Regions from separate parts of the Mus musculus genome. Here regions 2, 3, 4, 5, 6 and 7 are each linked to region 1. The links are chromatin loops, found by intact Hi-C in ENCODE. Cell type or tissue: left cerebral cortex. All regions are shown on one strand. Region 1 holds the start of Nr4a3 (nuclear receptor subfamily 4, group A, member 3). Region 2 holds the start of Gm32487 (a long non-coding RNA gene). Region 3 has its middle 83 kb from the start of Gm46853. Region 4 holds the start of Tgfbr1 (transforming growth factor, beta receptor I). Region 5 overlaps Gm46853 (a long non-coding RNA gene). Region 6 has its middle 130 kb from the start of Gm46853. Region 7 has its middle 69 kb from the start of Gm32544.

Region 1 (4,000 bases):
TGTATAGATAGTTTCTAACAGACTGCTGTTGAAAAAGCAGAAATTACTTTCTTAACATTACAAGCAAGAACATACATGAAAGTCCTTTTTTTTTTTCTAGAGAAAGGACCAAACCTGGGATGTCTTCATTATGCCACCGATTAAGGCACTTATTCTATTTGGTATCTGAAAACAGGAGATATAGTTGTATCCAGTACTGAATTTCACTTAAGAATATTGTAATCAAAAAAGTAATATAGATTTCTAAAAATAAAATTAAATCATTGCATAGGCCTCACAGAATATTGTTTTCTATTTGTAGTAAGTCTGGCCTTTAAAGTGCAGAAAAGAATAGCTATGAACATATACTTTAAAAAGTCTGTCTGGCTCATGGAAAGAGCTGCCTTCATTAGGGACCTTGGATGGAGCAGAGGAGGGTGCCCAGACCTGGCTCTGCTTTCATGACTTTTCTTCTGAGTTTCAGAAACTTGTCAGTTATCAATAACCACTGCAAACTCTCCCACAGTGAATCCAGCTCTCCACCCTAGGCAGCCCCAGCTAGGAACAGTAGACTAGCTCACCCTGACTGAGCATTAAGGAACTAGGGCAGGTGACCTGAGTGACCCTCAGGACTGGAAGGATATAAAATAAAGCACAAGAAGAAAGTAATGTAAAAATAGCCAGGATCGGTCCCCAAACGCACACCCACTCAAAGATCAAATCTGCTCCTGGAGATTCCCAGCTAGCTAAGGGTGAAATTTATTTTTTAAGGTAAACTAGGATAAGTGTTTCCCCCCCAATACTACTACCCAGAAATAAAAAGCACCGTTTATATAGAGTCCTAAGTGCTAAGAGCCGGAGAAGATCCTCCTTCAATCCAGGAGTGTCCATGATACCGGGGGTTTTGTTACCACCACACACATAAGTGGCATTATCATAGATCCGGTAAATTACTTCTGTCTCAACTCAGGACACCGGAACCCTCCAATTCACATGAACAAAGTTAGTGACTTTATAATAAACCGAGTGAGCAAGGACCTTTCACATATTAAATTAGAAAATGGAACGCATTCTATAATTCCATGGAAAGATGTCATGTCTCCTAAAAATTGTACCTAATTTTAGGGTTCCTGAATTGAGTGATTCCAGTTCTGCATGAGATTTTAAAGTGAAGGAGAATGGGTGGGGTGCAGAACACAGATGAAATTTTTACAGCATGGAAATAAAATTATTTTTAAACCTTCTTAAGGGTGAAGAGTTAGGCAAGAAGTAATACGTGGAAAACTGTCAAGTGCTTCTCTACACACCCACCCACCAGATACCATCGCAGCCGGCTGGGGGAGTCTCCCTCTTCTTGCCTGACAGCTTCACTTTCTTTGAGGTCTGGAACTGGTGATCACACTGGTCCGTCATGGTATTTTCAGTTAACAAAGCAGTTACTCAATAGGGGGAAAAAGGCACAAAGGATCGGGGCAGCTGCTGCTGCACCCATGATGCAAGTGCAGGCTGAGCCCCGGGCCGCCACCGCCGCCTCGACTCCTCCGTGACGTCCGGGATGGGTATCCCCGGCTCTCAGGAAGTGGTGGCCGCAGGCAGCTCCGCCCCCTCGCGAGTCGGGGCTGGTCGGGCAGGCTCGGTGGCGGGACCTGGCCCAGAGGCTTGCAATGCCCGGGCGAGCAGATGGGGAGGATCGCGCTCGGCCTTCGGGGCGCGCGCACCCCAGGCAGCGCGCCTCGCTCGCGCCCGCGCCTCCCTTCCAGCCCCCTACCCTCGGCCCCACGTTGCCGGGCATCAGACAGGGTCGAACCGAGTACAAGATGGCGACTCGGCAGTCCGCTCTCCGGGCAGAGTCGGGGCGCCCCTTAGCGCGGCGCGCGCGTGCGCGCGCCCGACGTCCCACTAAAAATAGCTGGGACCCGTCTATATTTGGTTCGCCGGATCCCGGCGCGGACGCGCGCGTCCCACCCCGCCCCGCCCCACGCCGCGCCGCGCTGAATGGAGACGGGAGGGGGTGACCGAGGGGAATCTACTCCGCTATCTGCCGCGCGCGCCGCCGCCTGGGCCCGGCCAACCGCCCAATTTAGAAACATCGCCTGCGTCAATCACGCGCCTCGCGTGCGTCAGCGCCGCGCGGCTCCAGGTCCTGCTCCCCCAACCCCCAGCCTTTGAATGGATTCAATGTAGGAGCGCCCTCCTTCCTTCTGGGCTAGGATGGGAACGCACCCGCAGCCAGGGGGCTCGGTTCCTCTGGACTGGGACAACTTTCGGAGCGTCCGCTCACGGTCTTAAGCACACCAGCCGGCTAAAGTGAAAGTGGAGGCGTAGACAGAGAGACACACTATGCATGTGTTGTTTTGTTTTTCGAGTTTCTGGTCCTAGTTCGAACCTTCTTAGATTCTGAAGCATGTGCTATGACTAGGGGATCCTATTCCCCCAACTTTGCCACCCACACGCTCAATTGTTGGGGCAGATCAAAAGAAAATGCCACTTGAGATTCTAGCAGACCACTGGAGACCGCGTCTGTCTGTGTTGTTTCATTCTAACGTCTTCGTAAAAAAAAATTTTTTTTTCTGAAAGAGGTTACTTTCAGTTAGCAGCAACCTTTGGAACTAAGAGTTCTTAACTCAAACATGTTTTGTTTTGTTTTGTTTTGTTTTTGTTATTTGTTTTGTTTTGTTCTCAGCAAGAAAGTGACACCCTAAATTTTTTTCCAGGAAAAAATCGCTGTCCCTTATACAGTCGCCCAGACTTTCTACATACTTGGAAGACAAATGTACCTCCCCCCCCCCGCCCCCCGCCCCAGGAGACCATAGTTAAGATCCCCTAGAGACAACCTAATGAATCCTGTTGACTGATTTTGAATATTTCATTTGAGAGGTGGAAGGGGAGGCATCTACAACCCTCAAATGCGAGTTGAGTTCCATGTCTGACCCGGTGCTGGGGAGTAGAGGAACAGTCAGACTCACTCAGCTGTTCAACACGTGTGGTGTGTTTGTTTTATATATAGTTTCTCGTGCAGCGCGCGCGTGGCTGGATGTGCACTTCTTTGGATTATAAAGCGTCCAGTCAAGAACCTCACACCATAAGTAAAAAGAAATAAAATCTTGTCCCTGGAACTGTCTGCATCCTAGGGTGAAACACTAACAGCATGACAGGAGGAAGAGGCAAATTAGCCTAGGCGCAGAGGGCCAGAGGGACGTAAACAGCCTTAGAACCATTGCATGAGGGAAGCACAGCTGCACCTCTGGGAGTCTTCGGCCTGGTGCCAGACTCCTTCAGCTGCGACTGCCAGGTCACTCGGAGAAGCTGGCTGGCGTAGCCTTCCCTTTCGGAAGAGCTGTCCTCTCTCTTACCCCCTGGACCTGGCTAGATGCCTCGGGGCAGCCTCGGAGGCGAGCCAGCAGCACTCCTCCAACTCTGCTCCACCCGGAGCCTGACAGCTGGGCGGTCCCGCCTGACCCGCGGGCGGGCTGCGGCACCCTCTGGTAGACCGGCGCCCTGGCAAGCGGCTCCCGTGCAGAGGGGTTGGCCGCGCGAATCTGAGAAGCCTCAGGGCTGGGGTCCGCAGCTCCCCGTGGTTTCCATTGTGCGGCCGTGAGAATGGCCGGAGGACGCGCGCACGCGCGCGCGCACACACACACACACACACACACACACACACACACACACCCTCGCACACGCGGAACCGGCTGGGCCAGGGGAGGGAGGAGGAGGGTGACGTAGCGTCCCATGTCGTCACATTGACGTCTCGCATTCCAGGCACTCTATGGAGAGGCTGCTAGGGCTCCTGTGGCATAAATGACGTGCCGAGAGAGCGAGCGAACGCGCAGCCGGGAGAGCCGAGTCTCCTGCCTCCCGCCCCCCACCCCTCCAGCGCCTGCTCCTCCTCCGCTCCCCATACACAGACACGCTCACACCCGCTCCTTCACTTGCACACACAGACAGACACACGCGCGCTCACACGCTCCGCACACACACTCCACTCTCTCCCGCGCGCTCACACCCCTCTCACCCGGCTCCC
Region 2 (4,000 bases), 440 kb before region 1:
GGATCTCAGGTCTGTCCAGGAAGGACTCTCAGAGGCTGGCATGCCCTTCCAAATTGTCACCTAGCTTCTGCCAGAACATCTCTGTGTTTGATTAAAGACGATGATGAATGGAAATTATCTGTCACTGGCAGGAAGATAAATGTCGTGCCTCCTTCTCTCTTCCCTGTGAATGATGGAAAGAGCACCACCTTGCCAGGCAACCCACTCCATCTTTGGTTGGCCTTGTGCTGCAGTCAGTCGCAGTGAGAGGTCTGTAGGTCGCAATCTTAATTTCACTTTCCCCCATCTGGGAACAGCGGATGTCATCTGCTGTCACTGTTTACAACAAATACTAATAACACTAAATGCTTAGTGAGTACTACCTACTACTGTGCCAAGTACCGGCGCCAGTACTTTACAAACTGAACAAGACTGCCAGGCTGAGGAAAGGTCCAAATCTCACTGAGCTGTGGATGGGAGGTCCCTAGAGTTTGTTATATCCAGGTTTCACGTTACAGCATGTTAAAGCAAGGCTCAGACACTAGCCCCCCAAGTCAGCTCTGATATGGGTAGACATGCTCACAAGGATATTGGATACCTTTGTTTCCCTGCAGTTTCTGGTTCTTCATGGACACAGGCAAAGTTAGTAGCTTGCCCTCAAACACATCCACAGAAGGTCCCTAGACCTGTCCACCCGCTTAAGTCTAAAGGATTGGGCCAAAGAGACATGCTCTGAGAAAGCCAGTGAATAGGGAGAGATTTCTCTGGCCACTCAGGTTCTCTAGAAGCAGAGCCTGAGGCAGGGATGTAGGTGCTTTGTGGTTCACTGAGGAAGAATGCTTCAAGATAGATCGGCAAAGGGAGAGGAAGGTGGAGCAGAGATGGGGTGGGGTGGGGAGCAGCAAACAGATGTTTTCATATATGGGTTACTGGATAAAACATGGGATGTCCAGATAAAATTTCACTGCAAATAAACAATCATTTAAAAATTACAATTGTGACCCAAGTATTGCGTAAGATAGACTTCTACCAAAACTGTATAATGACATGCAATTTTTACTGGGAATTTTGTAATTTTTAACTGCTAAATTCTGTGACCCATCGCAGGTTGGCCCATTGACCCTTTTTGCCAAAACTGAAGGCGATCTAGGGATATGGAACTTTCAGTGGTAAAATAGAAAGTAAAATTGACCTTGAGTTGTGTCTAGGAGGAGTTAGTCTTGGTTGGGGCTTGGGGGAACATGACGATGGGGTTGACACGATGGAGACTAAAGCTCCATGAAGGGGTGTCCCTTTCTGAGGAGAGGAAGCTGTGACACTTAGCCATTGATCCTGATAGGAGCGAAGTTGTGGAAAGAGGCAGCCCCAGCCTCTGGAGCCGTTCTCTGGAGGAAGTGGGTAGCTAGGAGTCCTTAGAAGGTGAAGATGGAACAGCAGTTGGGGATGGGTGCATGAGTCCCTATCGGAGAGCCCCACCCTCCCAGCATCTATAACACCCTTTATGTCCTTTCAGTCCAGAGACCCGACTCCACTGGAAGAAGAAATGGAAGCAACCCAGTGGTTGCTCTGAACCAGTCTGTTGCAGGCTGGGGCACTGTATCCGCAACACACGCCCAGCATAGGCTGTCTACATGCTTACAGGGAGTGTTTAGAGCCAAGAGTGGGGCAGATGACTCCCTGTTCAGAGGGAGAACTAGAGTTGGTTAAACACAAGGAGTAGAATCTGAAACTGACCTCAAAAAGAGGTGGGCTGAGAAGGAGAGATGGGGGGAGTGGAAAGTGTGTGGTCAAAGCATCAAGTTTAAACCATGGAGATCCTCTTGAGTCCCCCAAGATGCAGTTTCATGGAGCTTGGATTCCTCTCCATCCAACCAGCCCCCATGTGGGATCAGCACAGCTCTGCCTGGCTGTGGACTCAACTCCAGGGTGGGTTTTGTCTGCAGCTACAAAGCACTCGGTATCCTGCAAAGCACCAATGATTTACTTTCCGAGAGAAGCCAATGCTTTGGAAAACTGCTGGCAGCCTCACTGACCTGGGGATGCCCGGGCACCTGGGGAGCATCCCAGCTCCCAGCCGGGGCAGGCCTGCCACTGGTTCCTGGCCGCGAGCCATGGGAAGACAAGCTTCCTTCTCACCTTTCCAACATATCCTGAAAACAGAATCCTTATGACACCAGCTCTTCTTTCAGGGCTCTGGGATTTCTGCTCTGGCTGAGGCAGGCTGCCCACACTGCTGAGAAGCCTGAGACAAAGATACTGGGCAGGGGGTGGGGTGGGGTCAGCTGGGGAGAGTGATGGGACTTATCCCAAATCAGTGTCCTCATTTCTGGACTGAATACAGCTCATCACTGCTAAAGGTGTCAAGGCTTTAACACCTCCATTTTAACCTCTTCCTTGCTGCGTAACTTTGGGCAAGTCCCTTGGCTTTCTTGAGCCCTCATTCATTACCCATACTACTGACAGAAACATACTAAAGGCCTTGCTGCCTTTGCCTGCGTATGAAGCAGTTCCCTTGGGAAGATGACTCAGTGAGTAAACTGCTCACCGTGCAAGCACTAGGGTCTAAGTTCCTGTCCCTAGCAGCCACATAAAAAGCGGGGTTTGGTGGCAGACATCTGTAGCCTCAGTGTTTGGTAGGGCCACATAAACAAGTGGCTTCCAGAGGGGTCCTGCCCAAGCCAGTCTGGCAGAAAGGATGGTCTCCAGGTTTAATAAGAGCAAATGTCTTAAAAAAAAAAGAGAGAGAACTGTAGAGGTGGACCCAGGATATTGACTTCTGCTCTTCACATGTATACATCGGGGTGAGTACACCCAGACACCCCTGCACACACCCACACATATTTTTATTTCAATATTGCTGCAAATCTTTAAAGGGGCAGGCAAGTGATACTAGTATCTTTATTTATTTTTTCTTGTTTGAGAATTCCATACAGGAATATAATGCCTTTTGATCAAATCCACTCCCTCTCCCTCCCCTCCAGCTCCTCCCTTATCTCCTCATATCTCCACTTTAGGAAAGAAATGAAATACAAGCAGTGTGGCTTGTCCTAAGGTTACAGCTGCTGGGTTCTGGATGCTAGGACACCAGTAGATAATATCTATTATCAGCGTCTGCAGGAAATGTTTGAGCCTGCATCAGCAATTTTAAAGTCTTGATTTTGGGCACTCTGGGGGCATTTGGTTTCCACGTGTTTTCTGGCACCTATGGAACGTAGCTAAATGGGGCAGGAAGCCCTAACCCAGGCCCTGAATTCTGTCTCCCAAGCAGCCTGGTATAGATACTCATCACCGTGCACTTTGCTCTCAGAAATGTAATCTGCATATTTTACACTGAAGCCACAGACCAGATGGATTATTGGGGGCGGGAGGGGAGGAGGGGGAACAAGCCACAACCACAAGGGTTTTCTCTGGGACCCTGGCGTCTGCCAGGCTTCCTACACAGGCTTTTGGATTCTTACATCCATCACTGTTCAGAATCCAGAGAAGTTGACCCAAGAGTGCTGCCAGGGTACCTGGGTGGGAAAAATGGCTTCTTGTTGGGGACATGGGCCGGGAGGGGGAGCAGACCACCACAGTGCTGACTGGGAGGGGGTGGAAGGTAACCTGGGGCCAGCGTGCAGTTTGTATGCAGAGGTTTCAGGATCAGCATGGCCAGCTAAACGACCCAGGAAGAGTTAGTGGGTCCCTGTGTGGGTGGGCTCAGTGTGCCCACCTGAGACTTGGAGGTAGGCTGGACCACCACAAGCACCATTGGAGGGTTCAGATATCCAAAGTGTCTTTCAGTGCTTGACCACTGGAAGTGATCCAGGTTGATTCCCCCTTCCTATAAATGACTCATGTGCTAGAAAGCGTGAAATACTTCCTCATCAAAACAACCAGAAGAACTCTGCTATCCTTGGAAGATCTGATCAAACGAACTTCTACTAGGTGCCTGGGTCTGTGAATGCTGAGCCCACTTGCTTATTTTCTTCTAACCTTGTTAGCTATGGTTTCCATGAACACACACACACACACACACACA
Region 3 (4,000 bases), 170 kb before region 1:
CAAAGGAGCCACTTAAAGAGGCAAACAATAAAAGGCATGCTTTGGAAAGTCATCTAGGAAACAGCAGCCATACTGGCTTCACTATCTCCCAGTCATTACTTCCCAAAGCAGAAGCTATTGGCTTCCCACCCTGGCTGTCCTGCTCCTTCGGGGCCTAAGACGCACTGCCCAACCAGGTAGCATCACACACCTATTGTGCTCTTAAATGTGGTTTGCTTTCTAACAGTGCTGTAAGAATAAAACAAACCCACATCCTAAAGCCTGTGTGGGGGAAAGGGTAAAAATCTCTTCAGTGACGTTTTTATTGATAACATGTTGAAATGATACCAGTTAGCTTATACTGGATATATTATAATTACTTTTGCCTATTTCTTTTTTAACCATTAAAAAAATAAAGTGGCTAGTGACAACTTTTAAACTATGTATGTATGGCAGTTCACCCATACAGACTCATGTTCAATCGGTCTCGGGAAATCGTGGTCTGTATTACTATTACACAATGCAGAAGGGCCAAAGCAGAGCATCCCCCCCCCCCCCCCCCGCGCCTACTCATTTGGAATTCAAGGGCATCTTATTGCATAGCCAAACTGAAACCAGCATTTGTCACTTTCCTTTCTCCACCCTGGAACTCTAGCTGTTTTCCTTGCCACCCTGCTCCTTCCCACATACTTAAGGCACAGCATGCTGCTCTATAGAGATCTGCCTTCCCTCCTGCTTTCCACCTTTCCCAAAGCCATGATTACTCCTGGTGAGCATTGGCTGTTCCCTCTAGAGAACAGAGGCCCATAAAAAAAATGAAAAGCAAGAGAAAGACTATACTGACTGAGTGGATAACCGAGCCACTATGAGGATGCTCACACCAATAGACCACAAACCAGCAGAGCAGAGGTAGAGCCCAGCTGTACCACTGTGTTCATAGTGATGTCTCCATAGGCCTGCAGAACCTAAGTAGAGCCCCACTGCCCAATGTGATGCCCACATGCCCACAGTGATGGCCTCAAAGTCTTGTAGAACATAGGTGGAGCCCCACTGCCCACATATATTCACAGAGACGATGCTACGGCCATACAGAGTGGAGCAGAGCAGCTGCCCCAGAATAGTCACACCAATGTCCCTAATCTCCACGCAGAGCAGAAGCACAGTCTGATTATCCCAGACCCAGTGTCAGGATCATGACAAGCAAAGCATACGCACACCGCAAACTGGCTCTTCACCCGCTAACTTAACCAAACCTCCAAGAACAGAAAACCTCCTCCCTGCCCCTTACCATTCCAAAAAGGGGTGTTAGCAAGTAGACACGTTTTGTTTTTTGTTTTTTTTTTTTTTTAAAGAGCACACAGCTACGAGATGAGAATCACAGTGTGTTGAAAAAGAAAGAAACACTGTGTGGCTTAGAGACTGTGTTCAGAACTGAGAAAGGCTCCCTTGCAACCACCCCAGCCTTGGCTAACAAAGCTGAGACATCCTGATTTATTGCCCACCCAGGGAACTGGACAGTGTTTCTAAAACCCTGGAGGGCCGCTTTTGTGCTCACGTTGCCTATGGACGTGGCCTGGGAGACCAGCATTCTGACTCTTGTTTTAGAAACAGTGTTGGCTTTGGGAGCCTGCTTTGTAACCTTTGTGGAAAATGTTGTGGTCCCTACTGGCACCTGCACATCCAGGTATGTCACACGGGCATTACTGCCTTGGTGTATGCACATCTGTGGGTGCATCAGACGTGATCGACACTTAGGAGTATTGCACCAAGAAGAGAAGACATGCCACTGGCTATAAAAACAACACCAGTGAAATTGGATAGATAAACGTGCCTCAGACTTTGTTTCTAATTATTTAAGCCCCCGAATCCTACTGCAGACTTCACAGTGGCAGATGACAGTTATAGCCTATATTTTTATCTTACGGTGTTTGACATGGTTCCTTCAGTATTGCAATCTGGTCAGTGATATTTACAATGCAACAGGGTAAAGCTTAACGTTCCTAGTTCTCAGAACGCTCTTCCTCACAACCACATGGCCAAAGAAAGTGGCATACAGGGAGGCCCAAAGAGTGGAAGCCACACGTGAATTCAGGTAGAACTTTGCATCGGTGAGCCTATTGTCATAGCTAGGAAATAGGGTTCATAACCCGGACTGCCTTTCTCACAAGAGTTTATTAAAAGTAACTGGGAATGGGCTTTGTAAATCCAGAAGGATTAAGTAGAAATAAGGATGGGTATGACTGTCGCTCCAATTGTTACAGAGTGACTCACTCCTGGGAGCAGAGACAGTGATGAGCCCTGAGGAAGAAAAGGCATCAGGTTCTGACACCCACCTATCCTGCGTCTTCATTCACTACATTCATGATGGAAGTTTAAGAGCCTTCCACAGGCTTCTCCTTAGAATGACTTTGTCTCTTCAAAGGAGGCAAGAGTCAAGATGTAACAAAGATTTTTATTCTAATTTGTTCTGAAGTCTGGGGTTTCAATCATCACGCTTCCTTAAATTAGAATGGATCTTCCAAAATAGATACATGCAAACATTTTTTTTCCTAATTTTTTTTCTCATGGAAAAGTATGCAGCCTGCTATGTAATGTCACACATTAAAATAACATTGGCATAGAATGGAGATAAAATCCTTTCTCTGGAAATAAGCATATGTTATTAAAATTATATATCATTTGTAGCCAACTACGAGAAAAGACTCCACACTGAAGTGTTTCAGTTCGGAATTGATTTGGATGGTTGTGACACGGTGCAATAAATATAGGACTGAGAGGCAAGAGACTTGGGCTCAACTTCCAGGCAACTCACTGAAACCCGGGGACCTGAAGACAGCGTTGACTTCCAGGAGTCTTAATGTTCGCACATATAAAATGGATTCACATCGCATGCCCCCTTGACTGTCTCACAGCATCCTTATGAGATTTGACTGAAAATAGCTTTGAAAGGTGCTTTACCAACTATAAAATGGGTTTAAAAAAAAACCTTAAATGCACTTTAAGGTGTGTGGGGTGGTACATGTTCTTAATTCTAGCACTCTGAAGGCAGAGGCAGGAGAATTGGAAGTTCAAAGCCAAGCAATCTCTACAGAGAGTTTGAAGCCAGCCTGGGCTATTTGAGACCCAATCTCAAGCTACATAAATCAAGAAGTGTTAAGAGAAAACACTTTATGTATCAGTTCTTACTGCTTGCCACGGTTCTCCATCCCATGCATGGATGGTAGAGAGATTTTGTTTTTAACACATTAATGATCTTTCTTTCTAATAGCATCTCTCTATGTAACCCTAACCCTGGCTCACTATGTAGAACAGGTTGGCCTTGAACTCAAGAGAAAGAATCTATATCTTTTAAAGGAGACAAAGACACCCTGTCTTACTCTGTTTTGAGCTGTAACAGAATATCTGAGATATCCAGGGAGTACAGAAGGAAATGTACTCTCTCATAGCGCTGTGATAGGTAGGAAGCCTAGCTCAAGATGGCAGCTGCTAGTGAGAGGAAGAGAGACAGGGGGCAAAGAGAGAGAAAGTGCACACCTTCATATAATGATATTAATCCCACTCATGAAGGAAGAATCCTTACATCCTAAGTAATTCTTCAGATCTCATTTCATAATGTACTGGCAATAAAATTTCAACACAAGTTAAAGTGAAAATACATTTAAATCATAGAGTAATTCAAACACTGCCCAGCTAACAGTGTAGTTTATAGTAAAGAGAAAGGAAGGAAGAATGGAAGGAAAGGAGAGAGGGAGGGAGGGAGGAAGGAAGGAAGGAAGGAAGGAAGGAAGGAAGGAAGGAAGGAAGGAAGGAAGGAAGGAAACGGCATTTCTCTTTAACACAAAGATAGCCACTAAAACAAACCCGAATCAGAACAAAAAGGAAATACACTAATTTTTATTTCTAAATGAGATTATCTTACATAAAATTCTAAAGACACCACCAAAAATATTGAAAACAGTAGACAAACGAATGTAATAATAATTGTTGCAAAATATGAAAGTAACACACAAAAAAGCTTACA
Region 4 (4,000 bases), 690 kb before region 1:
CTAAAGTGGGTGAAGGAAGGCTACAGTAATGGGATCCTTGGACTTGCTGGTGAAAGTGAGGGCAAGCAGGCAAACAAAGCAAAGCAAAGCAAAGCAAAGCAAAGCAAAGCAAAGCAAAGCAAAGCAAAGCAAAGCAAAGCAAAGCAAAGCAAAGCAAAGCAAAGCAAAGCAAAACAAAACAAAACAAAACAAATGCCATTTAGGGTGAGTCTTCCCATTGCAAATAATCTGCTCAAAAAGGCACTCGCAGGAGTGGCTAGCAGCTTGGGTTTTAGTAGATTCAAGTTGACAGCCAAGGTTAGTCATCACAGGGGGAACAAACTTAGCCGGGAAGGAAAGCGATTCCTGTTCCCGTTTTGCTGGACTGAACCCTGCTGCATGCTCACTCAAGTGTGGAGCTGAACAAATTGAACCCCTCCCCCTCCCCTCCTGGTAAATTGCTTTCCCTGAAGGAGTTAGGATTCTGTTACCAAGCCACTCTAGAAATGGATAGAGATGAGAGAACTAGAACCTTTGGCTCTCTGTTTCGGAGAAAGTATCTTCGTTAAGAGAATTGCCCAAAGGGAAAAGAGCAATGTACTCAGCGTAAAGGCTGAGGGTTTACCGGGTAGAGGGCAAGGGGCTAGAGTACTTCTCTCAGACAGAGCTCCAGAGCCAACTTGCTGAAAGATGATCCTCTTTCTCTTCCCCTTTAAATCAAGGCACTAGAGTGAGCATCCTATGAGCCTTCCGAGAATTTGTGGAGACTAAGATGGGAATGAACTTTTGTGATTGACTGTCTACAGGCAACCACTCATTTAGGCCTCACAACAAAACTGTGTGTATAGGTAAGATAATTCTTACTTTGCCACAAGGAGGGTGGACGGGAGGTGTGTGTGTGGGGGGGAGGGGTAACAGAAGGTGGAATGAGTGTTGAGGCTAGGGAGTGAGTAGAAATCAGGCAGCCCAGACCCATATCTAGAGAATGTTAGGATCACGAGGGTCCAGAAGTCTCTAAGGCTGGAGGCTTCGACCTTTGGCTCAACCTTTCAACACAGGTGGGTTCATTCATTTTACTATATTTAAGCAGGTGAATGTCTTCTGAAGTGGTCAGGTGCCCTGTGCAGTAGAACCTCCTGAGTAGTTTATTAGCGATGCATATTCTTGGACTGCCTCCAGAGGAGCTTAAGCAGGCATTCCAGGTCCCAGACCCAAGCAGCTGAACCCAAAAAACTGTAGAGAGTCCCAAATTTAAATGGACAGGTTTTGTTTCATTCTAACACAGCTTGTTTTCAGATCTGTAGCTCATGGAAATTTCCCCCTAATATCAGAAAGATATAATTTAAAAATAGTCTGTTTCTCCTTCTTGTTCCTCAGTTTCCAAGTGAACACACTTCATTCCATGGAAAATGTCCTGGACTAGGAAATGTGTCACAGAAAAAAATCCTCATGTTGATCAGTACAGGCTTCATAAGGCAAAGCATTGGGTTAGACTCAAGGTTAACATCATGCAAAGGGGAGGGGGCAAAGTAAATGGTATTAACTAAATATTTACTATGTCCCAGACACTGTTCCAGACACATTATGTCACTAAGGCACTCTGGACTTGTGATTCAGTCCCATTTATAAGTGGGATGGGAGCTTTTAATATTTGCAACCCATTAAAGATAACCAGAGAAAAAATTCCTATGAGATTAATTATTCATGCATAGCATAAAAATCTCTTGAGATCTTATGCAAGACACAGACTAGATCAGAAAAAGAAAAATAGGGGGGGCATCTTGGCATGTGGCTGCAACCCCAGGCCTGGGGGAGGGGAGGTGGAGGACTAAGGAAGGAGGATTCCGAGTTTCAGTCTAGCCTGGTTTGCATAGTGAGACCCCCATCTTTAAAAACCAAGGGCTGGGGGCCGGAGAGATAGGTTAATAGTTAAGAGACTGCTGCTCTTGCAGAGGAAGTGGTTCCGTTCTTAGCATCCTTGTTAGGTGGCTCACAGTTCCACTCCAGGTGTCACTCCAGTTCCAAGTGATTGGACGCCCTCTTCTGGACCCCACAAGCACTACTTGCATACGGTGCACATAGGAGCACAAGAGCTGGGGGTATAGCTTATGAGTAGAGTACTTGCCTAGGAAGTACAAGGCTTTAGGGGTGGGGGTGAGGCGGGGGCAGTCACTGGAGATTTTAGGTGTGTCAGGCTCTTTATATCTCCCAGAGAGATTTCATTAGAAGCTGGTCAAATTTAGTCCCTGTAACCTCAGGGCATTTGAGCCAGGGGGGCCAGGGGAGCCAGGGGAGGCAGGAACTGATGGTTCTGGAGTCCCAGAGAGCAGGCCTGTTCAGGTTCTGGCAGGTTGAGGACTTGCTGAAGCGTGTCCTAGCTGGAGCCGAGGAGCAGTCTCAGACCCCAGCTCTTAGCCCCCACGGTTTGCTTTCATAAGCAGGATCAAACTCTTGGAAAGTGGCTATAAAGCAATTTACCAACAGCTACTAGAGGCCGGCTGATTCCTACTACGGAGCTTTATTTAATTCCGAGTTCAAATCACACAGAAAATAACATTTTCTCCTTAAAAGGTTCTGCGGAAAAATGCTGTCGGTGCCATGCGGCCGCCTCCGTGACTGTGTTTGTGTCTGAAGAAAGGACTAGTCTGACAGGAAGAATTACAAATCTGGAGCTCATTTTGGCGTCCCAGAGGGAAGGTGGGTGGAGCGTCTCACAGTAAATTAGGAATTCAGAATGAAAGCGGAGCTGAGTTTATTTGGGTTTTTAGTGACACCTCGAAATTATTACACAGGAGTGTCGGAGACAACTCAAAGTACCTATGACTGCTCCCGCTTCGCCCCGGGGCGGGATGCTTCTTCGTAGGGCAATCCTCCCTCCTTCGAAACCCGTGGGCCTCTCCGCTTCCACGCGGGGACAGCAAAGGTGGGAGGGAAGGAGGGCGGCGGGGACCCTTAGTCTGGGTCTTTTTACGGTGCCGAGACACAGAGGCCACTCGGGGGTGTGTCTGAGCTCCACCTTGGGATTCCGAAACTGGGCTCCGACTTTGAGACTGGAATTTGGGGAGAGGACGACGAGGTCTGGGGCGGACGTGGAGTGCAGAAAGAAATCGGACTGTCTTTGCGGGGAGGCTGGAAGCCGCGGGTCTAGGGTGGGGGAAGTTGAACCCCGGACAATATTGAGGGTCCGAGTGGCGAGAGTTGGGTTTTGCGGGTGCAGGACTGTGCAGGGGAAGTCAGGGTGGGGTTGGAGTAGAAGAAAAGAGCGTGCAACGGTCACAGTCTTTCCCTGAGCAACTCTCACAGGCACACCCTGCGCTCAGTCGGGACCGTGGGCTCCCTCGGGCGCGCAGACTGGGACCCTGCCCCCACCCGCCGCGGGAGCGCGAGCTGCCCGCTGTGGCTGGAGTAAAGGCGCCCAGCGGTGAGGGGGCGTGGTCAGAGGCCCAGCAGTGCGGGGGCGTGGTTAGAGGCAGAAACCCACGGCCGCTCATTGGTAGCCCAGGGCCCCGCGGGCGGGGCTCTCGGCTAGGTCCCGCTAGGGCGCTCGCGGGCGGCGGGGGAGGCGGGGTCGGCGGGAGCCGGGCAGCCAATGGGCGTACGCCCCTCGAGCAGTTACAAAGGGCCGGAGCGAGGCCGCGGCGGCGGCGGGGAGGTGGGGCGAGGAGGGGCGAGGCTTCCTGAGGAGAAGCTGCGGCCGGGGCCGGGCCGGGCCACAAACAGTGGCGGCGGGACCATGGAGGCGGCGGCCGCTGCTCCACGTCGTCCGCAGCTCCTCATCGTGTTGGTGGCGGCGGCGACGCTGCTCCCGGGGGCGAAGGGTGAGTGGCGGGCGGGTGGCTGCGGGGCGCGCGGGCCGGGCCGGGCCTCTGGCTCGCTTCAGCTCTTTCTCAAACATGGCGCGGGGCCGGGGGCGCAGGTGGCGGCGCCCGGCCGGCCGGGCGCTCCTGACCCGGCAGGCGCCACGCGAGCCGGGGCGGGGAGGAGAGGCGGGGCGGGGGCGGTGTCGAGCGCGGGTGGCGGA
Region 5 (4,000 bases), 96 kb before region 1:
ATGGCTAGCTGCTCTTGCAGAGAACTTGGATATTGACATGGCTGTTCATAACCATCTGTAACTGCAGTTCTTGGGGGATCCAACGCCCACTTCTGGCTTCTGTGGGCACTGCATGTGGTACGCACACACACATGTACATATAGGCAAACACGCATACACGTAAAATAAATGTTTTTGAAATAAGTATTCAGTCTTCGCTGCGGCCAGAGGAAGCTGCGTGACCTTCCCCACGAAGCATCTGCTTCATCTCCTTTCATTCTCCCTGGCATCCATTCCACTTTGCTGTCATCGTTGCCATGACATTCCTGAAAACACAAGGCAGTCGTCCCTGTCAACATCTTGGTACAAGAGTTTTCCTTCACCAAGAAATCTCTTCATGTGGATGCGCTTGCCTTGTGCATGTCTCTCACGTCTCTGCTTAAACGTGATTTGCTGTAGATGTGTTCTGTAACTAACATAAGTGGCACACACACCAATTTTGTGTCACTTCTCTATGACCTGTCTCTTCCTGCCATGGGAACGTTAGTCCCCTAAGAACGGGAGCATTGCTCTGGATACCCTTGAGTCCCCAGGATGTAAAATTGGTCCCACATACATTAGGCATTAAAAATATTTGGTGAGGAAAAGGTATTGGTGGCGTTGAGTATAATGTAAGTGCATCATGCACATGTATGAAAATGCCATAATGAACCCACTATGCATAATCAATATATGTTAATGATTTTTAAACTGTTGTCTTCTTCCAACAAGCTATCTTTTGAGTCTCTGGATACAAAACACACAGGCACAAGTTCTGCAAGCAATATTTATTTTGTCTTTTTTTTTTAATATATACCTTGGGAACCCTCACCTGGGACAGAAACAAAGGAAGCAAAATAGCAATTGAGTTGTTATGACTTTGCCACTGTTATAAAGGAGGGGAACGAAACCCTGGATAATTTGCGGAAGTCAGGAAACAATAGAGCGTTGCCGTCCAGAAAGCTCGAGGACTGTGATGCTTGCTCAAATGGCTCCCAGTCAGGTTGCTAGGCAGAAATCTCCAAAATATGGAGCACAGTTGCTATCATTAGTGAAAGCTCAAGACATGAAATTTAAAGTCGAGAAAATTTTGTGTAACAGAAACCGTTGATATTTAGAACCAATGAGAACCCGATAGCTACTCAGTCATACAGAAAGCAGACGAGTTTCTGTGCCCATAGGAACGGCTTTGTGACAAGTTTTGGAATGTACAAAAACATGAGATGGAAGAGCGTTGGATCTACCGATAGTTCTGTGAGGGATCAGTGGACCATGGAAATGAAGCCTAAGTGCATATCTCTCCATCTTTACACATATAAAACGTCCCCTCCCAGCAGCAGTATTGGGGATGGCAGGCACAGTTGACTTGCAGAGAGATACCACCCTCCACTTAGCTCAGAAATCTATAAAAACAGTCCTTTCCACATACTCAGGATAGCTCCCTCCCTTCTCTAAGAACTGTTAATATTTCTTCTTTGTTAAAAAAAAAAGTCAGTCTTCTAGAAGTCGGTCTCCAGTATGCACACACGTGTAAGCAACTGCAGCTGAATACTACTGTTTGTTGTTACAAAAGATGGTGGGTAAGTGTGGGCTGCTTCCTACACCAGGCTCCACAGATCTTCCACTTCCTAGTATGTAGCTCTACCCTGAGGCTTCATGATTTCCCACAGTGAGGTCCCCAAAGGCCACCTCTCTCCTACAGCCCCCTGATATAGCTGCTCACCCTCACAGACTGCTTCTTCAAATGTGTCCCCAGTGTCCTGGGGAAATGATATCCCCTGCCACCTGCCTTCTCTCTCACACCAGGTCCCTTTGTTCTTTATTGATCTTAGTAGGTGAAATTTCCCCATGGCAGACAGAATCCTCACCACTCCCAGAGAGAATCAGTATTGTTTCCCAAAGGAGGCCTCTCTCCCTCTTTGACTTCTCCCAACAATTCCCTCTACAATCTGTTGCAGTATTTTCCAAAGAATAGTCCCAGACTCCCTGAGCCAAGAGACTAGGTCTGGGCAGAGATTCTAACAAGCTGCCTGGGAGAGTTCGCAGCACGAATAAGTTTAAGGATATGCACCCGTCCACTGAGAGGGAACATCTCCATAGTCCTGGCTTCTGTCCCTGGGGATGCTCAGTGGTAGAGAAGGTCAGGCTTGGGGTCACAGATAGGTCAGATCGGGTCCAGGTTCTGAGAACATCAGTATTTTAGGAAATGAAGAAATGTCCAAACTGCATTACAAAATCTAGGATAGATCCTAAATAGTTAATATGAATAGATACATTGTTACATAATGACAGAAGCATGGATATACACAAGTGTATAAATTACAAAATTCACAGCACCCAATACAGTCACCCTGTCAAGGGGCACAAGTTTCGAGTCAAGTGTGACTTGGTTTTGTTTTCAATCAGAGCCAGTGTATATCTAAGCCCATTTGGAAAGAATATCAAAAGCCCGAATTTTGAGGCTGTTTCTGAAGGTGAGACTTGACGATGTGACCCTTTCGATGAGGGTCTTTACTCTGAAAACAGTGAACATACCCTTCCATGAATGTGCTTCTGGACCAGGGTAGTGAAAGAAAAGTTCACACTCCGGAAGAAGAGGTACGCCACCCCCACGCAAGCAGTAAGCTGGAATCACTGATGGCTGCAGTCTTTTAACCACGCTGTTCTGCCTCCGGGAAAGTCTGACTCAGCTGATCCACTCCTAGGAGAAGAAACCAGATTCGCTGGGTCAGGTCTGCTCTCCACCGTCGACACACATTTTTCTTATCCCTTTCCCTGCTTGAACCCCATCTTGTGGGCAAGACTTGGTTACACTTTCCAGCCTGATCTCTATTGTGTGACAGAAAATGCAGGGAAGCTGGAATGACTGTCTGGGCCGCGTAGCACTTTTTACAGCCACGACAATAGGCAATGAAAAGTTCCCTTGGAAGAGGTGGATGGCAGAGTCCCAAGTCCCTCCTCACTGAGCCATAGCACCCTGGAGGGCTGGGGTTTGTATACAGGAAGGGAGGCTGCTCTGGCTGCCTTGGTGACAATCTACCTCCAAGCCCACCTCATGTGAATCCTGGCAACCAATGCCACTCACTAAGGAAGAGACGTGCGCTAAGGGGAGGAGCAGACATACCTTGGGACGCACTGTGACCCAGAGGAGGCAGGATGCTATCTGAATGGCCTTTGGAGTTGTGTGTTTTTTTTTTTTTTTTCCTCTAGGGATATTTTTTTTCTCCCCAGAGAAAAATAAAAATCTTCTCCACACCTGAAGGCTCTCTGCTTCGCTGCCATCGCGTCCTCGGAAAGCAGGTCTCCTTGGTAACTTGTTCCTGGGTTCAGAACAGAGGAAAAAGCCTGAGGCAGATGCCTCCAGCAGCCAGGGGTGAGGACAAGGGTCTCCACACAGACTCCTTCCTCCCCCAAACCCCGGCTGTTCTGGCACGTCAAGCCATCCATAACCGTGCATTTATTTAGCTGTGATATTTCATCCCCATTAAGCCACAAAGAAGAGACGATTCTCTGATTTTATTTATAACCTGAAGGGATTATTTTTGAGTTAAGGCTTTAAGAATTCAGATCTATCAGGAAAGAACAGCTTGTGTAACGAACTTCCTGTTTTCATCATATTTGGACACCGAGCCTCCTTGTTGCCTGTTATTATTACACAGTTAATATGAACTGCCTGGCGTTTATTTTTAGCAGGGCTGACTCTATTGTAAGGACTGCATAACTGCTTTCAAAATGGGAAAATGTAATTACGGGATCTAACACTAAGTTGGGGATATTCTTAGGTCCTTTCATGAGGCAGTGGCTGAAAAAAATGAAAATAGACCATTTTAAATGGCTAAAGAAAACAGAGTTATTTGATCCAAAATAGCCCATTGAGCCTTTTACAAACTACACACTTCACAGAATAAAGTCTCACTTGAGTTGAAGTGACCTAAGCATGATTTATTTCTTGAGAGTAGCAGGAGAGTAAGAGAGAAAATCG
Region 6 (4,000 bases), 220 kb before region 1:
CACTGCTGCTTCCAAACAGAGATTGGATTTGGGTCCTGTGGTTAATTTGTCTCAGAAAGCATCAGATTCTTTGAAGGCTCAAACTGCCCCTAGATGAGGAACAGTTATCCACAAGTGACCCTGTGATATCGCCATCCCTATGTAACATACTAAGAAGCCTGGACCATACTGCATTTAAGAGAAGACACTTGAGGGCTTGAGTTGCACCAGACAGGCTTTAGATCAGGTGCTTTCTAAAGAACCCTCTGGTAATGTAGCCTTGGATCAGATGGGGCCAAAACTGGAGGCTGGAAAACTGGAAAGTGTAGGTAAATAGCCGTGGCTGGAGACAGAGAGGCCTGAATTAGGGCAGCAGGAATGGAGAGAAGAACAGGACCTAGCAGGAGAGTTTGAATGAGGAGGGAAAAATCTGCTCTTCGCTCCTGGAAAAACAACTGTGAATCAATGATACCATCTTTATCCTCAAAGGCAAACAGATCCTTCATTAGTGCTAGCAATTGAGAGCTGTGTGAGGTTTGGTACCCACTAGCTGCTAAACATGTATATAAAAGGAAGCACACCATATGCTGCGGTGAGTTCATGCCAATTGGCCCCACTCACATATATACTGCTTTAATTTTAACACTTCATTTGAACAAAAGTCTAGTTCTAATGAAGCTCAGGATTCCCAAAGAGATTCTTCCTGCAGGCCAGTGTGTCTTGATGTCTTTCCCCAGTACTGAAATGTCTCTCTCTCTCTCTCTCTCTCTCTCTCTCTCTCTCTCTCTCTCGACAACTAAGGCCTGGATTCAGATGTCAAGTCAACCAACAGAACAAGTCACTTCCGGGACAGGTACGAAAAGGTGCCTCAGAAGGCAGTGAATGCTCCATTCACAGAGGCATGCAAAAGCCTGGCTCGGCCACTTGATGGGGTTGTTGCCGAGACGATTCAGGCATCGAAAAGCGAGCGGGATGGGGATGTTGGGTTCGATGACTTTTAAGGTCTTTGAAAACCGTGGTATTCTAAGAGGTTGAATCATAAACGTAGTGCTGGCAGATCGGGGGAACCCCACCGTAACGGCAGGGTGAGAATGAGGATCTAAGATTTTTCACATAAATCTAGCAGCTACAACCACGTCAGAGAAGAAATCTGAACAGCTGGTCAACCAAGGTGGGCCAAAGGCACTCAAAGCTTGACTTCCACCACTGTCCTCAGAAGGTGGCACCACCCAGAAACTCCTTTTAGAGATAAGGGCTAGGAAGACTTAGCTTGTCCCTTCCATATAACTGACCTCATGTCTCCTTTTACCTGGGCTGTCAGGAAGCTCATAACCACATTTGCATAGGGAAACAGCAATCTTGGCATCTTTTGTCTGTTCTTCATTTGTGCCTTTCTCTTTCTACCTCACCAATATCTAGCTTCTTGTATAAACCTTCTGTGGTCCGTCTGCCTCCCCCTTTTTACCCGTAGTATACCTTTCTATTGAATACTTCCTGCAAGTGACCTTAACTGCTCTGAGAAACAAGGAGGGTATAAATAAGAAAAGACAACAGCAAACTACTGCCTGAGAGGCACATCAGCAACTTGCCTAGGTAAACTGAGGAAAAGGCAGGAGGACATCGGACTAGATCCAGAAACTAAAGTAGAGGAAGCAGGGGGCTTTCCTGGGCTCAGTTTCCCCTTCTGTAAGGTGACAAAGGTGACAGATCAGGTCTTCATGGGCATCTCTAGACGATGTCATGTCCAGGTGTCTCCTGCCTATAGACGGTGTCCTGGACTTCTTAGTCCTTTATTTTAACAACTCACAGGTGTAGCATCTGTTACCTTTCTTGTTAGGTTCTGAACACATTCTTGTGGTAACCAGTATGCCTCTCACAATCTTAGGATAGGCATACTCTCGGTGATGGGGGGGAGGAAGAGAGAGAGAGAGAGAGAGAGAGAGAGAGAGAGAGAGAGAGAGAGAAATGAAATAAGTGTAGTAAAGGAGAGAGAGAGAGGCATGATCTCCAATGGAGTTCTATCCACAGAGCAGGACAGGGAAAATGTCTTCACAGCAGGACCAAAGCCCAAAGGCAGGAAGAGCATAGGTATTGGGATAGGATATGAGAACCATAAGATCTGGCTCCAGCTGCCTCTGGCATCAGCTCTGTGACACTCTTCCTATTCAGCTGTTAGTGACCATACCTCAGCTCAGCTCAGAGCCTTCTGTGAGTCAGGCCCAGGTCTAAGTGAGAAGGATACAGCCAGCTACAGGTACCATCATCTGCAGCCTGGCCAATGTACTAGAGAGAAACTAGTCATTGAATATCATCAGCCTGGACGGGAAGGTTGGCTGGCAGTACAGGGAGCCACCCTGTTCTTCACTTTCACTTTGTATAGTTTCTGTACCTGAAAGGAACTCCAGTCCAGAAACACTACATGGAAAATTCTAGAAATGAACTACCCATTAGTGATGAGTAGCTTTTACTATAAGCTACTGGAATCATTCTATTTTACTGTTAGTTGTTCTGTTAATCTTTTCAAAAGCTGAATTTATAAATTAATCACATATGCATATGTAGAAAAAAAATCACATTCTGTCTAGAGCTTGGTACCACATAAGGCCTCAGGCAGCCAACTGGGAGCCTTGAAAATACTCCCCATGGGAAAGGAGAGGGTGAGGAGCAGCCAGTACTACAAGGCTCTGTAGTAGACAGAGAGCTCTCTTGGTAAGGTGACATTTTAACACCAACAACAGAGTAGAGAGGCAGTGAGATATGCAGATATCTGGTATGGGGGTGTCGTAGGCAGGGAGAGAAAAAATGTAGGTGCCTGAAAAATAACTATGCTATTTCTGAGGAACTCAGTACAAGACTTGAGAGGAGATGGGGGAAGGTGGTGAGGGACTGAGAGCTGAGCTGACAAAGGATACAGATGCAAGGGGCCTTGTTCAAAGCCTTGTCCAGTGGACTCAGGAGGCCACTGGAAGGCTGTCAAGTCAGCCAAACCATTCCAGCCGTCTGAGCTCCTTCTACATCCCGGGAAAGTAGATTTCTGTTTACATGTGCTCTGCCCTCTGCCAGAGTCCTTACCTTCATTCATTCTGTTTGGTTTTGTTGAGAAAGCGGTCTCAGCACATAGTGCTGACTTGCCTAGGACCCAGTCAGTAGGTCTAAACTATGCTATCCTCCTGCCTCAGCCTCCGACACGCTGAGACTGTAAGCATGCCTCACCATGCTCTCTCCACCCCCTACCCATCTATTTGCCCCCACTGGGGAAGCTGGTTTTGACTTCTAAATAGATTGGAATTCCCACTGAACAACCTCGTCATCCCATGATTCCCCTTCCCCCTTTTTGTGGCAAGCACCAAAACTACCATTCCACCATCATGTGAATGAGCTTCATCTACTACTATTTTTTTTTCCATGAGGTGAGGCTGTGTCTATGCTCTGGACCTCGGGTTTCATCAGGACCCAAAGCCTGACTTTTAAGGGACTCAACAAATCCTCAAATGAGTGGGAGAATTAATGAAGTGAAAGATAAGGATGACAGCCACGGGGGAAGTGACTCCAGCCTGCAGACCATAGAAAGACCACAGGCAAAACACATGACAAATGTGGTTCAAGGTACGATCACACCAAGTTCCTGACAGCTGTGGGCAGGGATGCAAAGGAATTGAGGCTGGAGGCAGAAAGGAGAGAGAGAGAGCTATTTTTAAACCTGTATGGTGGACTTTCTATGTCCTGTGTATGATTTTCCTAGGAAGAGACTTCTGTTACAGAAGCTTACATGAACTTAAGGACCACAGAGGGCCCGTATGTCTGCCCTTGAGATGTTGCTAGAGATGGTAAAGCAGTCCATGATTGTTAATATGCTGACCAGACAACAAGTATTGTGTAGCAGCAACCACAGCACGTAGTTGGGGAACCTGTTGTGCTCACTTACTTGCCTGTTCAGTCTTCATCCTTGCAATAAACATGGTGAACCCCACGGAGGGCTAGGCACCATGCTTAGGCTCTGTTTATTGCATACCTGTGCTAA
Region 7 (4,000 bases), 340 kb before region 1:
GAGTAGTTGTGCTAGATTCAGACCCAGGTCGTCTAAATGGGAGGTGCTTTCAGTCATACCCCCTTCTCTGATAGGGATAAACAAGCTCTTCCCAAGATGCTTTGCAGATAATTGAGATAACAAAGGGCAAGTGGTTTGATTTTCTTTGGAAGAAAGGTTCTTGAGAAACTTAACATTTGATTATTGTTCCTGCGTCTGCCGTGAGGAGCAGCCGTGTGGTGGTGTTGCCAAATAGCAATCAACTATCTTCGGGGAAGTGCTCGCAACAAATTAGCGTCTTCAGAAGTGAGTCAGGGAAGATAATTTCTAATAAGACTTTCTGAAATGTGCAGTGCCCTTAGAGACTCGAAGCCGTGGCAGGTTTTCACTGGGGAGTTAGTAACTATGGCCCTCCCCTGGGTTGCTAGCATCTCAGCTCAGGAAAGGAAAGGGTGGTAGAGCTGAAGATGATGGCAGCCACTTCTACTTCTGTATTTCCAGTTTCATGTGCCTCTGAGGGGTCATGTGTGGGACGCTGTTCGTTTCTGTAGGAAAACTTACTGTTTCCTTCAGTGGATTTTTCCCCTATGAGACAGTGTCTTCCTATATCATCAATGCAGGCCTGAAACTTGCAGTCCTTCATCCTCAGCCTCCCCAGGGCTCCGATTACAGGCTTGTACCAGTACAATCTGTGGAATTCGTACAAGGGTTGCAACTCACAAAAGACCGCTGTTTTGTCATGCCAACTCACCATAGGAATTTAAGAAGGCAAGATGTGATCTTTCACCTTAAGTAGGTTGGGGGTGGGGGGACACTTGTCCCCACTGAGACCATGTTGGAGAATGCGTCAGCCTTGATGTATATTTGCTCTATGGTTTTAATCATTAGGCCTCAGTTACTTTGACTGCACAGTGCAACGGAGTAACAGCATCAGGATCTCAGACACTGGGTATACATGGCTGGGATTACAGCAGTGACAGAAGAGGTGAAGCTCTTGAGCTTCGTGAGTTCCTGTAACACAGGCAATTGTCATAGTGTTTGTAGCAACAGCATGTTGCTATTGTCATTTGGAATTCAGTCTCTTTGTTTCCCCAGTATCTTTTTTGGTTAGGGAAGAAATGCTATTGCACAGGAATTGTTTTTATGCTCATGTTGTACGTGTGTGCGCATAGGCATGCACATCTATGTATATTGCTAAAGGTAAATGTTTAAGGCTTGTCTTATAGGCCATTTAAAAAAAAAAAGAATAAAATGTGTTAAGCTGGTTACTATGGCTTGAACGAATTCTTCAAGTTTTGTCAGCCTATGTGCCAAATTGATCTGTTGGTGGCATCTGGAGGTGAGGCCTGGGAAGGTAATTAGGATTCAGTGAGATCACGAGCATGGGGCTCTACGGTGCCACTGATGACTCCAGAAGAGCGGGAAGAGAGACTCAAGCCAGCACAGTTGCTCTATGATTCTTCTACAGCAAGATGGTCCTCACCAGATGCCAAGCTGACACCAGCATCATGCCCTTACACTTCTTAGCATCCAGGGCTAGGAGCCAAAGAACCTTCTGCTCTTTATAAACACTTCAGGTACCTTGATGGAAAACAGATGAATATAGAAGCTTAACTTGACAGTTTCTCAAGAGGTCAAAGGATCTTGGAGGGGTCAGGGGAGAGGGAGGGAGAGAGCACAAACAAACAAAATACCCCAAAGTTTTCCAAGAAGACTCTAACCACCCACTCATTCCTGTTTTGCACAAGGATACCTAGACAGGGAAAGACTCATAGGGCATCATAGGTATAGAAATTCTCCAGGAAGAAATGTCATAGCTGTGGCCTCTAGAGATACTTGGAAATGCTCAGCAGGGAACAGCCCAGAGGTGCTTTCGGGCGAGTGTAGCCAAGGAGATTGACCTGGAGCATGAGGTGCACATGTGCTAATATACCCAGAATGTGTGACCCTGGAGTCTCAAAAAGGACTGGACACCTTAGTGTGTAGGGTGCAGAATGATATCCTGTTCAGAGGCTCACAGGCTACTCTGGGGCACAGGCAGGCTTCTGTGCATCCAAGAAGCTGGACAGCTTTGTCTAGAATGTGTGACGTGTCTCTGGAATCTTGTGCAGCAAGTCTCTGTTGTCACCACTGAAGGCAAAGCTCAGAAGAGAGATCACAGGTGAAGGTGAAGACTTGACTCCTAGTTCCTCTTTACACACAATTATCAATAAAGGTACTTCTATTAAGTCTTTTTGATACATGGGTAAATGTTCTCATAGTGTAGAAAGTTTAAGACAAAGCAGGATATGTTTTCTGGAACCTCAAAGCTGTGCAATGTCAGAGATGAAAGGACATTCCTGCTGATTAACACAACTTCTCTCTCTCTTTATTTTTTCAGAGCTGAGGGAAAATGGGGTTAGGAAAGGGACTCTCCCAAGGTCTCTTTATGGGTATCTGGGAAACCTGGGAGCAGAAGCCAGGTCTCCTGACTCTGAACCTAGAGCCTTTCCACCTCTTGATCAATTTACAACCTGAAGCAGGAAATCTGACTATCCTCTAATCTCCTCCCAACTCACAGAGCTACAAAAATAGATGCAATCTGGAAGCCCAGCCATGCCAAACATGGTGGCAGGCAGCCCAGCTCCTCTCCTCCTCCCCCAGCTGATGCTGATGGGAAGTCAGCCCCACAGCACTCTTGCTAGAAATGTGACAATTATCTATCTTTCATTCTTCTCTATATCTGGGTCTCACTGTTCAAGCAAGTTCAAAGCCACTTAACATCTGCCATCCAGAAAGGACAGACTAGGTAGGTCACAAGCTAAAATGTGTCCTACCTGAGAGTTTGTGAAGTTAAGAATATGGATGCTTTTGTGACTGCTTGTATGTAACAAGAGTCTCAAACCACTGGAGAAGGAAAGTGTGATGGCATCAGGGGAAACATAGGGACCTTCAGGTCTTCTGCCAAGATGGGATGCAAAAGACAACAGGACAAGTGAAGAAAGGCGGGGCTTATTAGAAGGTAGGCTTCAGATGGAGTCTGGACCCTGTGAGGGCCATCACAGGAACAAAAGACAAGACTATTTGATCGTAGAAACTGATATCAAGAAACTGTTTTTCTTCTTGCTGATACTTGGCAGGGGACTTGAAGGCATATATGAGACATGTGTGAGAGGATGCTCATTGCAGCATTATTTGGAATAAAATGGAAATAAACTAAACCTCCTTCCATAGGAGAAGAGATAGGATAAGCCATGGTGTGTGCAAATGATGTGATATCATGGAAGTGTCTAGAAAGACAAGGTTAAGCTATGCATTCTGACATAGAATTGTGTCCAATATACATCGACGATAAAACAAGAAAACCCACCAAACAACTGCTATGTGATGTGTTGTGTTCCCATGTATAACAGGAAATACACTCATTTGTACATGTGCAAGAAAGTTCTAGACCATGCAAGAAAATAAACTTCTAGAACATGTTGATTAAAAAGGAAGGCTTTGATTCACCATGAGATTATATGTCTAATTTTATAAAATTAGAAAACACCCAGAATTTATCTTCCCATATAATTATATTATTACATAACTTTTACAAAGTATGAAAAATAATAAATACTAAGGCTACGGGAGATGGTTTAATGTGTAAAGTAATTGCTGTTCAAGCATGGGGAGCAGAGATTGGGTCCCTAACACATATGTGAAAAGCACACATGATAATCCAGGTCTCTAACTCCATTCCTGATGGGGGCACTGAGCCTGGTGGAGTTCAGGTACTCACTGGCCAAGCAGTTTTGTCTAAAGGTTGAACTCCGGGTTCAGTGAGATACAGAGTCTCTCATTGTGTGTGTGTGTGTGTGTGTGTGTGTGTGTGTGTGTGTGTGTTAGAGAGTAATAGAGGAAGATATGTGACAGTGACCTCTGGTCTCCACAAGGCCTACAGATGAGTGTATTTGCACATGTGCATTTATGCATACATATCACACAATAAAGAAGTGAACAAACCAGAAAAAAATTACCCATGAGTTAGTTCTTCGCTAAA

Evidence for each region. Hi-C counts contacts between places; a loop is a spot of excess contacts. Peaks named below come from ENCODE experiments on the same cell type or tissue, not always from the same donor. Only the 100,000 strongest peaks of a DNase experiment are listed, where the experiment ranks them.
Region 2: it touches region 1 in a loop (5-fold over the local background); 12 of 42 quality-filtered maps call a loop at or near these places.
Region 3: a loop joins it to region 1, with 2.8 times the contacts of the local background. A loop is called at or near these places in 3 of 42 quality-filtered maps.
Region 4: a loop joins it to region 1, with 9 times the contacts of the local background. A loop is called at or near these places in 4 of 42 quality-filtered maps.
Region 5: a loop joins it to region 1, with 5 times the contacts of the local background. A loop is called at or near these places in 11 of 42 quality-filtered maps.
Region 6: it touches region 1 in a loop (10-fold over the local background); 6 of 42 quality-filtered maps call a loop at or near these places.
Region 7: a loop joins it to region 1, with 6 times the contacts of the local background. A loop is called at or near these places in 2 of 42 quality-filtered maps.

Annotation. Positions count from the first base shown.
Region 1 is chr4:48,041,380-48,045,379 of GRCm38, forward strand. It overlaps Nr4a3 (nuclear receptor subfamily 4, group A, member 3), which reads left to right and starts at 3,926. Exons shown (of 8, transcript NM_015743.3): 1 at 3,926-4,000. In left cerebral cortex, CTCF peaks have their summits at 1,540, 2,176 and 3,456; DNase peaks (open chromatin) are centred at 615, 1,538, 2,094, 3,020 and 2 more places; H3K4me3 peaks cover 3,804 bases; H3K27ac peaks cover 3,564 bases.
Region 2 is chr4:47,599,383-47,603,382 of GRCm38, forward strand. All of the region lies in intron 2 of Gm42284 (a long non-coding RNA gene), which reads right to left. It overlaps Gm32487 (a long non-coding RNA gene), which reads left to right and starts at 3,528. Exons shown (of 3, transcript XR_390552.3): 1 at 3,528-4,000. In left cerebral cortex, no CTCF peak of the experiment used is centred here; a DNase peak (open chromatin) is centred at 2,467.
Region 3 is chr4:47,869,361-47,873,360 of GRCm38, forward strand. No RefSeq gene overlaps it. Among named protein-coding and RNA genes, the nearest start is that of Gm46853, 83 kb to the right of the region's middle. In left cerebral cortex, no CTCF peak of the experiment used is centred here; DNase peaks (open chromatin) are centred at 2,422 and 2,704.
Region 4 is chr4:47,349,600-47,353,599 of GRCm38, forward strand. Tgfbr1 (transforming growth factor, beta receptor I) reads left to right here and starts at 3,623. Exons shown (of 9, transcript NM_009370.3): 1 at 3,623-3,797. The coding sequence starts at 3,713. It overlaps Gm32435 (a long non-coding RNA gene), which reads right to left. Exons shown (of 3, transcript XR_390551.4): 3 at 2,715-4,000. In left cerebral cortex, a CTCF peak has its summit at 2,021 (motif pointing left); DNase peaks (open chromatin) are centred at 2,008, 2,650, 3,486 and 3,929; H3K4me3 peaks cover 1,660 bases; H3K27ac peaks cover 1,043 bases.
Region 5 is chr4:47,945,380-47,949,379 of GRCm38, forward strand. It overlaps Gm46853 (a long non-coding RNA gene), which reads right to left. Exons shown (of 3, transcript XR_001784289.2): 2 at 3,143-3,338; 3 at 800-2,719. Among named protein-coding and RNA genes, the nearest start is that of Gm46853, 6.6 kb to the right of the region's middle. In left cerebral cortex, no CTCF peak of the experiment used is centred here; DNase peaks (open chromatin) are centred at 233, 2,088, 2,768, 3,430 and 1 more place; H3K4me3 peaks cover 726 bases; H3K27ac peaks cover 819 bases.
Region 6 is chr4:47,818,022-47,822,021 of GRCm38, forward strand. No RefSeq gene overlaps it. Among named protein-coding and RNA genes, the nearest start is that of Gm46853, 130 kb to the right of the region's middle. In left cerebral cortex, a CTCF peak has its summit at 898; DNase peaks (open chromatin) are centred at 543, 926, 2,254 and 2,757; H3K27ac peaks cover 327 bases.
Region 7 is chr4:47,705,589-47,709,588 of GRCm38, forward strand. No RefSeq gene overlaps it. Among named protein-coding and RNA genes, the nearest start is that of Gm32544, 69 kb to the left of the region's middle. In left cerebral cortex, no CTCF peak of the experiment used is centred here; DNase peaks (open chromatin) are centred at 2,002 and 2,589; H3K27ac peaks cover 765 bases.